Regions from separate parts of the Homo sapiens genome. Here region 1 is linked to region 2. A link is a loop called in an ENCODE intact Hi-C map of the cell type or tissue named here. Cell type or tissue: OCI-LY7. All regions are shown on one strand.

Region 1 (5,000 bases), 140 kb after region 2:
TCATTCAGTGTCTACTCTTTTAAGCCTTGCTCTTTGCTTTGTCTCGTATCCGTGAGATTGTCTACGTGGTTGAATATACTGGTCTTCATTGATGTACAGTGTTCTGTTACATGAATATGCCCCATTTTAAACAAATCCATTTCACTTTTGTTACACTTATGTGTTGGTTTCTGCTTGGGGCTATTACCTGCATTCCTGCTGTGGACGTTCATGTAGATGTCTTGTGATGCACATGTATACTCATTTTTGTTGGGTATATACTTAGGAGTGGAAGTATGCGGGTCACAGTATGTACATATGTTCAGCTAAACAGTTATCCAAAGCTGCTGCACAGTCTGAACTCCCCACAGCTATGTTTGAGAGTGGCACTTGCCCTACATCTTCACTAGCACTTGGTAAAGTCAGTTTTATTTTTAAATTTTGGCCATTCTGGTGGTTTCTGTAGTGAGTCTCATTATATATATATAGTGAATCTCTGTCTCTCTCTCTCTCTCACTCTCTCTCTCTCTCACTATATATATATATATATATTTTTTTTTTTTTTTTGAGATGGAATTTCACTCTTGTTGCCCAGGCTGGAGTGCAGTGGTGCCACCTCAGCTCATTGCAACCTCCGCCTCTTGGGTTCAAGCAATTCTCCTGCCTCAGCCTCCCAAGTAGCTGGGATTACAGGCATCCACCACCACACCCAAATGATTCTTTGTATTTTTAGTACAGGTAGGGTTTCATCATGTTGGCCAGACTGGTCTCGAACTCCTGACCTCGTGATCCACCCACCTCAGCCTCCTAAAGTGCTGGGATTACAAGTATGAGCCACCACGCCCCGCCTATATTCTTGATTTATATATTATTGCATCCTTTGTTGGAGAGATATCTCTATTGCATATATGCATTACATGTGGGCTTCCCTTTACATTCTCTTAACAGTTTCTTTTGAGGAGTAAAGTTCTTAATTTAAAGAAGTCCAATTTATCAATATTTTCCATTATGGTTAATGTATTTTGTGTTGTTTGAGAAGTCTTTGTCTAACCTAAGGTTATGAAGATATTTTCTCATTTTTTTCCTAGAAATGCTGTTGTTTTATCTTTCATAGTTAGCTCTGTGATCTATCTCACATTGATTTTCTGTGTATGGTGGGAGGCAGGGGTTTGGGCTTATTTTTTCTATACAATGCTGATGGGAGTAAAACCTTCCATTTCTTAGGAGAACTATTTGGCAGTATCTACTAAAGCTTGTGCCTATAACGATGTTTCTAGCCACTTTAATGGTAATAATCAAAAGTTAGAAGTAAATTAAAGGTCCATCAGTAGGAGAATGGATAGATTCGGATATAATTATACAATGGAATTTTAATCAGCAATTAAAAAAAGAATAAACTTTCTCCACTCAACATCATAGGTGAACCTCACAGATATAGTATTGAGTGAAAGAAAAGAGATTTCCTCTGGGAGAGGGAGTAGTGTGCAGTGAGTGGATATTGACTGGGAAGGAGCAAGAGAGACCCTTCTTAGGTGTTGGAAACGCTCTGTAGCTTGACTGAGATAGTGTAGCATACATGAGTGCATGACGTATGAATGAAATTATATGTGAAAATTCATAACAGTCATGTGCTTAACATTAATGCACTTTACTATATTTTATATCTCAATAAAAAAATTAAGTGCCATCTTTCTGCAACCCTCAATGTCCCTGTGATGACATGCCTAAGACAGATACCATCCCTCTGCTATGACTGGCAACACCACTGTCACACCTTGGCACATTCCTGCTGTTGGATCACACTCCCCTTTGGGTACCCTCTATCCCTCAGGGAGAGCCCCATGTTCCATGATCTTTATTTTTTCTTCTCATCTTTGGTTTTTTAAACAGCATTCTCCTGAGGCATCTTTAGGACTCTTCCAAGGAACCTGGGGCTTGGGGCAAATTCTAATTAATCCAGAAATAATTCATTTTCCCTAGACAGAAGTCCTCGTCATTGCTTTCTTCCCCTCCAGCTGGATCCAGCCACCTCGGGCCCTGTGGGGGGAGGGGACACAGAGGCATAAAGCCTGGCACCACCTGCCCTGCCAGCTCTGCTTGAATTAGTCCTTCCCTCCACATGAGGCCGGGGGCCTTTCCCTGTTAAAATGGACTTTCTCTTATTGTCTTTATCTTTTCATGTTTTGTGGAAATTAAAAGATGAGTGACTTCCAGGCAGCGCCAGAGGCAGCAGCAGCGCAGAGAGTGTCTGTGTTTTCTTCCAAGGCTGACCGGAGTGGGCCTGGAATTGACCCAGGGCTCCCCAGGCTCCTCCGCCTTCACTTATTCTCTGGGCTGCTCAATTCCTTTTAAGACACAAATTGATTGGGATAATTTTTGCCATAACTACAATTGCCATGGAAAGGGAGTGGGGGGACAGCATTCAGGCTGTGGACTCCTGCAATGACTGTGAACCATTGAGTTACTGTAAAATGACCAGAAAATGGATTTAAAATTGAAGCCACAAATAATGTAATTACTGCAGTGTGATCAGGGCTGCCAGAACAAGAGTTGGCTGCTGCCCTGGAAACATCTGGAAGAAAAGCTGCTGCTGCTGCTGTAAGCCCTGCCCTGGTCCCTGTGGGGGCAGCAGTGTTCTTCCCAGCTGGGAAGTCCTCAGAGGGTGGAAGGAACATGGAGGAGACAGGAAAGGGGAGGTGGAGAGAGGCCAGGGAAAAGCAATAGGTGAAGGCCAGGACTGATGCTTCCTGCTATGCAAGAGTAAAGTCTAATCACTGCATCTCTTGCAGAATGAAACCCAGTGTGGTCATCATCATCATCACCACCATTGACTCTACTATCAACACCAGTACACCAGCACCACAATTACTGTTTTCACCAGCAACAATGGTATCATCTCCACTCTTAATATCAGCACCACCAACACTACCCCCACTGTCATCACCTCCATCACTGCCATGACAGCAACATCTTCATCATCACCAGTCTCATCAGCACCAACATCTCTGCCACCATCCCACTGATACTGTCAGTACCATCAACGTTGTGATCACCTCCTCTCTCATCAATGCTGACATCCCGTCATCCCCTGTCATTATCACCACTACAGTGAAGGCACCAACACATTTATCATTGTCAGTCTCATCAACACCAACATCAACATCACCATCCCGCCATTACTATCACAACATCAACATGATTAATTTCACCCTCAGCAATGCCGTCACCATTATCATCATTGGCAGCCTCACAATATGGTCTTTAGTATCACAACGATTTCAGTTGCCTTTGTCATAATCCTCACAGTCTGTGTCAAAATAAAAGTCACTTCTTTGAAGAACACTCTTACAATCCTCTGCATCATCAGACTTTGTGTTGGTCCACTCTCCCTTGCCTTGGTCCAACAACATGCCCAGACCTTGGACATGACCTAAGAGGCCAGGCCGTGTAATGGTAGCAGTGGCAGGGAAGCCTGGACCTGACTGCTTCAAGGCATCAATCAATGAAGGAAATCTAAGAGGCAGATGCGTAGAGGTGGTGGTGGGAGGGAATGAGACATTCAAATCATTCAACCAAGTCTTCAAACTGAAGGTGTTCCAGGAAAAAGAATAGACAGATAATATAGTGGGACAGAAACCAGAGGCATCAGGGGACAGCTAGAAGGGTCAAAACAAAGGTAGGAGAGAGTATGAGGGAAACCTACAGGGTTTACAGGGTGCCCACGGCCTCAGGCTTGGGCAAGCCCTGGACTGCTGTCACTCACTGTTACCATCTCTTCCATGTTGGTACCCAGCTCCCATGGTTGCAGAGTGACTCACACATGGCCTCCTTCCTCAGGAAGTGCCTAATCTGAAGGGGACAAGGTTGTCGGGGAAGATATGCAACACCCCCAGACGGCAGAAGAATAGCACGAATGGGCAGTGAGGGTGCAGGTCCGAGCATGGCCTCCTTGGGGAGAGGGAACTGAAAAAAGAACTAGTCCTAAATTTGACAATTCACCAGCAAACCCAGAGTTCCTGTTTTTAAAGCATTTATTATCACTGTGGTTTGTCTCACACACCTGCTCACACCAAGGGCTACCCAAGGCATGTTGACTCAAAGGTGACAAGAGCAGGAACAAGATGGTGCTTCCCCGACTTGGCTCCCAGTCCCAGAACTACAGAAGCACCAGGAGGATGCCATGCCCCCGTTGTATGTGCTCTCCTGCACCTGGCCTTGGCCACAATGAATCCTGGGTTGCCCAGGAGATACCCTCTGTACTGGCACTGCTGCTGTTCTGCCCCGTGTTACAGGGGGCTCCAGCAGACCCCTAACAAAAACTAGCCAGCTCATCACATTGCTATATCTTTCACCTTGCCCTTAAGTGGCAATCTCTGGTGTTCCTGGTAGAAGTACAGATTTCAGGAAAAATAACTTCTTTATATAAAATCTCCCATTTCCAGGAGGCAGTGGGAGTGGTGGATGTGAGTCAACAGGAAACACAACCCAAGACCACATATTCTGATGGATTCAAAACTACCCTGTACCTCTGGATCAATCTGGATCAATCTGGACCATCCTTAAGCCCAGGCGAGAGGGACCCTTTCCCAGGGCCTGTGCTTTGATGTCTTGCCCTCTGCCTCCTCTGGTTGGCCTCTCCTCCCGGGACAAGGAGTCAGTGGGACCAGGGGACATACCCACCAGGAGCCTGTGCCCTGCCCTTCCAGACTTTCCTCTAAGGATCTAGAACCCTGAATTTCCTGCCCACTTGCCCCTGAGCCCACTTCTAGGACATGCGTGGGCCTCTTCCTTGGGTCTGTCTTCCAGAGGGAAAGCCATACTTGCAGGAGGTGCACTTTTAGGCCCTAAGGGTGACCAAGGGGCAGCTGTTTGCAGTGGGTGTAGACAGTGTTTGGACATAAGGGCTGGGGTTTCCACAGAGAATGCAAGGCCCCTTATGGTTCAGGATGGAGCCAGTGGTAAAAGAGAAAGGGGGAGAATGGGGTCCTGGTGCTACCTCTCCCCATGTCACTGTGTAGGAG
Region 2 (5,000 bases):
GACAAGGAGATGGATAGCTCAGCAGTGTGACAGAGTGTTCAAACAATCCGTCTTGAATAGATGAATTGCATTGCTCTGTCTTTTTGTAATTGTGTCTATCAGAAGGAGAGGTCAAGGCATTGATTGCTTGGATGGTTTGCAAGTAACAAAAGAGAGTGAGGGAGAGAGCAAGGGAGAGAGAATGATTGGATTGTAGTCTGCGAGAAAAAATGATCATTGATTATTTTATGTGAATATGTGGAAGATGTATTCTATGTATGATTATCAAATGTTGTGCATTGAAGGTTTTCAAGCCATATTGTTTGGCATTTTATTATTATTATCGTCGTTATTATTGTTTGGGTGAATCCCAGTCTTAACTTACGGAAGGCAGTTTAATGCATAGATTCTCTCAGCCAAACGGGCTTCAGTGACCTCCCGTGGGGACCTGAATTTCCAGGTTACCTGACCCCAAATCTGTAGTGGAGGGGCTGCTGGACTTGGAGCCAGGAGGTCTGGGTTTTCTGCTGCATCTGCCACCAGTTTGTTGGGCCATTTCCATCAAATCACACCTCTCCCTGGCACCCCAGGCCTCAGTTTCTCCATCTGTAAACTATTTGGTTGGCCTTAATGGTTGGTATGTTCTGTGGTTTCAAAGTTCCCTTTAGTGCAGGCTGGCGGGCACTGTTATGCCATTGTAGGTTTCATGGTTAGTTCTCTCCTCATGTTATGGGCATATGTAGGATTGAGGGCCAGCCTGGAATTTGAAAAGGGAACTAGACAGTGGTGGCAGCAGCTGGGGAAGCCTGGCCAGCTCTTCTGTGTGTTGAGGAGCTCAAGTGGATGGTGGCGATCTCCAGCCAGCCAGTGGGGAGGTTTGAAGCCAAATGACTGCAGAGACATAAAGCAGGTGTTGGGGGGGGGGAGGGGGTGGGGGGTGGGGAAAAGGAAGGGTTGGCCCAGCTCTGGACTCTGAGCATCTACAGATAGAGCAGAACTGAGCTGCAAGGTCCTGAGTTTCCTGAATATACAGGGGCCCAGCAGGCAACAGCAGCCGATCCCTGGGGAGAGACACCCCCTCCCTCAGAGTTCCCAAACCGGCCTCATCTGTAACTCCTATGACTGGTTCACCCAAATTATCCTAAACATTCATCTCTTGAGTTTGGGAGCCGCTGTGTATAAAACAATGAGAAATTTCTCACAGTGACTGGTGATGCGCTGAAACATCGCTGCCTTGTAGGAGCAGACAGCAGCTGAATGAAGATCAATAGGGTTTTCCCCCCTGGAAGTAAATAGCTTCAGACAAGACCTGGGAGTGGCCCGCGGGGCCTTAGAGAGCATTAACTTGAGGAATTTCTACCTCCACTTTTCAGCCCAGCTGCTGCTGTTAGCCCCAGCTTTCCTCCTTCTCAACTGGAGTTTAATTTTCTTCCTGATGCCTGCCTCGCACTTCGCTAAACAGTCTTTTGATGTCAGAATGACCTAGGGTCTTTAGAGGTGGTTTATGCAAGGTGAGCCAGGCACCCTGGCCTCACTAGGCTCTTCCAAGGTCACCTGCATCCTCCTGTAGCCGGCAGGATGGCTGACCTCAGAAGTCCAGCTCATGTGCTGTTTTCAAAGGGCTTTGCAGGATGGCTCTTTATCCCCGACCCCTCCAGAAATGCAAGCTGCCTCCAACCACTCCAGAAATGCAAGCTGCCTAGTGGCTTTTAGGATCCTTTGTGGGGCTGTAAGCCTTCCTGAATCCCCACGTTCCCACAGGCACTCTGTGCCTGTCCCAGGAAACAGTCCCCTCCATGGGGGAGGAAGCACAGATGCCCCCGTGGGCTGTGGAACTACCCCTCCTCTTGAGAGAAGTATAAGGCCATATGTAGGACAGACTGCAGGCCTGCTTGGTGAAGGGGGTTCTTTTAGCAGGAGACCTGTTTGATCTCAGTGACTGGGACTGTTTCTGGTCTGCTGAGGTGGCGCCTCCTCTACTTGCCACAGCAGCTGCCCCTGTCTCTTCCTTGCAGCTGCAGCCTGGCTTGCCTTGCTTGCTCAGGACCTTCCAGAGGGAACTGAAACAGCGGGTGCTTCACTCCACTGGGCAGCACGGAGAGGAACTGGGGGACTTTGCACACCCCGCCTGGCAACAGAGAGGACCAATGTTGCAGGAGCAGGGCCCTCGTTGAGGCTAGCACCCAGCAGGCACTCGCTTGTCCTCCAGAGGCCAGTGTGGTAGGGCTGCAGCTCTGGGAAGACAGATGCACTAAGGGCCTGCCTGGTATGGAAACGGAGCTGATGCGGATGGGGCTGGCGCCTTGGCCTTGGGCTTGATTCCTGGAATCGCTCTTCTCCCAGGTGCTGATTCTTCAGCAGCAGCACCAGAGGGCAGTGTGCCTGTGCTGAGACGGCCACCGCAGTGTCTTCTGCCTGGGGCCCCACCTGGGTCTGGAGCAAAATCAAAATAATGAAACAACAATGACAACAGCCATATGATGGCTCCAATTTATTGTGCAATTATTAGCCACTAAGCACTGTGCCAAATGCTTTTCAAACAATGACTCATAGTGTGGGTAAATAGTAAGTGCTCAATAAATGGAGCCATAGGGCTCTTCTCTTCATCTTAGGTAGCCTTCACAACCTACAGACATTATCCCATTTTACAGGTGAGGGAACTAAGCTTGGTGGCGTCACTTGCCCAAGATCGCACAGCCAGTGAGCGGTAGAAGTGGGATAAGAAGTATGGTGTGCCTGCCTCTGGATCCCATGCATTTAGCTGGCTGTGCCATCTGGAGATGGCAAGAAACAGTTTTTAAGGGGCTGAATGCGGTGCCCCTACCCCCACTCCCCATTCTGGTTGCTGAGTGAGGTCTCACTGGCTGGGCTATGTTGGTCCTCCTCTGGGAGGATGGCCATCTGGGCTCTACCACTCTGAATTCCACTAGCACTAGTTTTCAGTGTCAGACTGGCCTTGCTGATGAGCTGTGTGGCATATTTGCCTCCTCCAGGGCCCAGGTGTGGATGGTCTTTCCCAGCCTTCCTACCAATACACATCCTTCCATGTACTACATCCCACATTGTCCTGGCTTCTGGACTCTGCTTGAGGCTTTAATCTAAGCCCTAAATAAAGGACGGACTCACCCTTGGGTGAGGCCAGTTCACCTACAGGGATCCCACTGTTCTGGGGTCTGTAGTCTACATGTCCCCACTGGAACCACCAGGCTGTCCTCAAAGACATTGTCAAAGCCTTGAGGAAACCCAAGGGCCTCGTGTCTGTGTCTCCTTCACCTCCATCCTCCTCACCCAGGGACCTGGAAAGAGAAGGTGGTTGGAGAATTAGCTGTCTTTGTTATTCCTTCCTTCCCTCACTTCCCGTTTTCCTTCCTTAGTCCTGTTCCTTCTTGCCAACATCCCTTCAAGGCTAATAGGTTTTTATGGTCGTTTTATTTTTAAGCAAGAGTCACATCCTGACCTTCTAAATTGGGCCTGCTGCCTCTGGGTCCTGGAACATGTGTTGCTGTGTCACAGACACCGTGGGTTGGGCATGGGGACCTGGATGCAAGAGTCTTCCTAATCCACCATTCCGTCTACAAGAGCAAAGGCAAACCCAGACTTACCCTTCTCTGTCTGCAGTATTCCTTCTCCCATGGGGCCAGGGGAGCCTGGGATAATGGTGGCTGCCAGGGACTGAGCTGTCTGGAAGTGAGGGGAAGCTGCACTGCCCAAAGTCACTACAAAGGTGACAGATTTGAGACAGGCATGGTCAGAAGGGTTATGTTACTTTGCAGGGCCTCCATTTCCCCATCTGTAAAATGGGGATGATACTGCCCATTGGGTTAAATACGTGTGACGTCTTTTCAAAAGAGCTTACATGCTGTCCACACTTGAGCGTTTCTTTTTGCCCTTGGAGGAGTCTGTGCACAGGGCTGGGTGTAGGGTGATGCTAGGGAGACCTCCAGGGAGCTGACTCTAAGGAGGCCCTCAAATGAGGACCCTTTGCTTGCATGACTGACCATGAGAGGGGGTGCCTCCTTAAATCCTGGCCCTGACCCAGCATCTGAATTTGCTTCTGGAGTATGCTTTTCCTCCCACTTATCTTTGTGCTCCAGAGACAAATCCTAATTGAGCATGATTTGGAGAGATCAGACCAAATTGAGGGCCAGGGGACTGGGTTTGAGGACAACAGGTTGTTCAGATTTTCTTTTGTTTCTCATAGCCACATTTCATAGCAGCCATGCCCCTAGAGCCGTCTGCCCTTCCTTCCTTTGTTTTATTTCCTTTGGAAATCGCCTCCAGGGTCCACACTGCCTCTCCCTAGTCACAGCTCAGCTGCCCAGGTCCTTCTCCTTGCTTCCTTTGACCTTTATGCCTTGTTTACTAACAGTATTGACCTTGGCCATGGTTTTCTGGGGGTGAGTCGGTATCTAGGCTTTCTCTAATGCATGTGCATTGTGCCTCCCCCACTAGACAAGGAGCTACCCAAGGGTGTCTCAGGCCATCTCTCCCCCATCACTTCCAAGAAACAGAATGATTTTTTTTGGAGTCAATAATATATTTCATTGATTCTAAGATGGGATTTTTTTTTCACATTTTCATATCTCTGACATCAGCTCGTGTCTCACATGTCATGTCTAAGTTTACTTGCAGAATTTTTTCTTTCTTGGCACTCCAAGAAAGAATGGCATGTCTTGGGTCTGATGAAATGTGGTGGATCTATTTTTGAACGTGAGTCCAATGTGTACTTGCTGTGTGACCTTGGGGAAGTCACCGCACCTCTGAGCTTCCATTTCCTCATCTATAAAATAGAAGTATTAACGTTAGGTTGAACCACGTGCAGCTATTGTTGACCTACAAAAATCTTGTGGTTGACCCTTACAGTATTGTCTGCATAGCGTTATTGTGAGGATTAAAGGAGATAAAGTACGTAAAGCTCTTTGCATAGTGCCCGATGCTTAATAAATTTTAGGAGAAAAAAGAGAGTTCCCCAAGGGTGGGGCCACATCTCCACCGACTCTGAGCTCTGAGGCTGTCTGCAT

The links. Peaks named below come from ENCODE experiments on the same cell type or tissue, not always from the same donor. Only the 100,000 strongest peaks of a DNase experiment are listed, where the experiment ranks them.
Region 1: it touches region 2 in a loop (6-fold over the local background); 1 of 110 quality-filtered maps calls a loop at or near these places.

What each region holds. Positions count from the first base shown.
Region 1 is chr1:36,883,303-36,888,302 of GRCh38, reverse strand. The region is part of intron 2 of GRIK3 (glutamate ionotropic receptor kainate type subunit 3); the gene reads left to right. Among named protein-coding and RNA genes, the nearest start is that of GRIK3, 150 kb to the left of the region's middle. In OCI-LY7, CTCF peaks have their summits at 2,370 and 2,581; DNase peaks (open chromatin) are centred at 3,312 and 4,022; H3K4me3 peaks cover 2,387 bases; H3K27ac peaks cover 2,844 bases.
Region 2 is chr1:37,026,453-37,031,452 of GRCh38, reverse strand. All of the region lies in intron 1 of GRIK3 (glutamate ionotropic receptor kainate type subunit 3), which reads left to right. Among named protein-coding and RNA genes, the nearest start is that of GRIK3, 5.6 kb to the left of the region's middle. RefSeq lists an enhancer at 2,165-2,214. In OCI-LY7, CTCF peaks have their summits at 2,115 and 2,314 (motif pointing right); DNase peaks (open chromatin) are centred at 852 and 2,012; H3K4me3 peaks cover 3,577 bases; H3K27ac peaks cover 4,632 bases.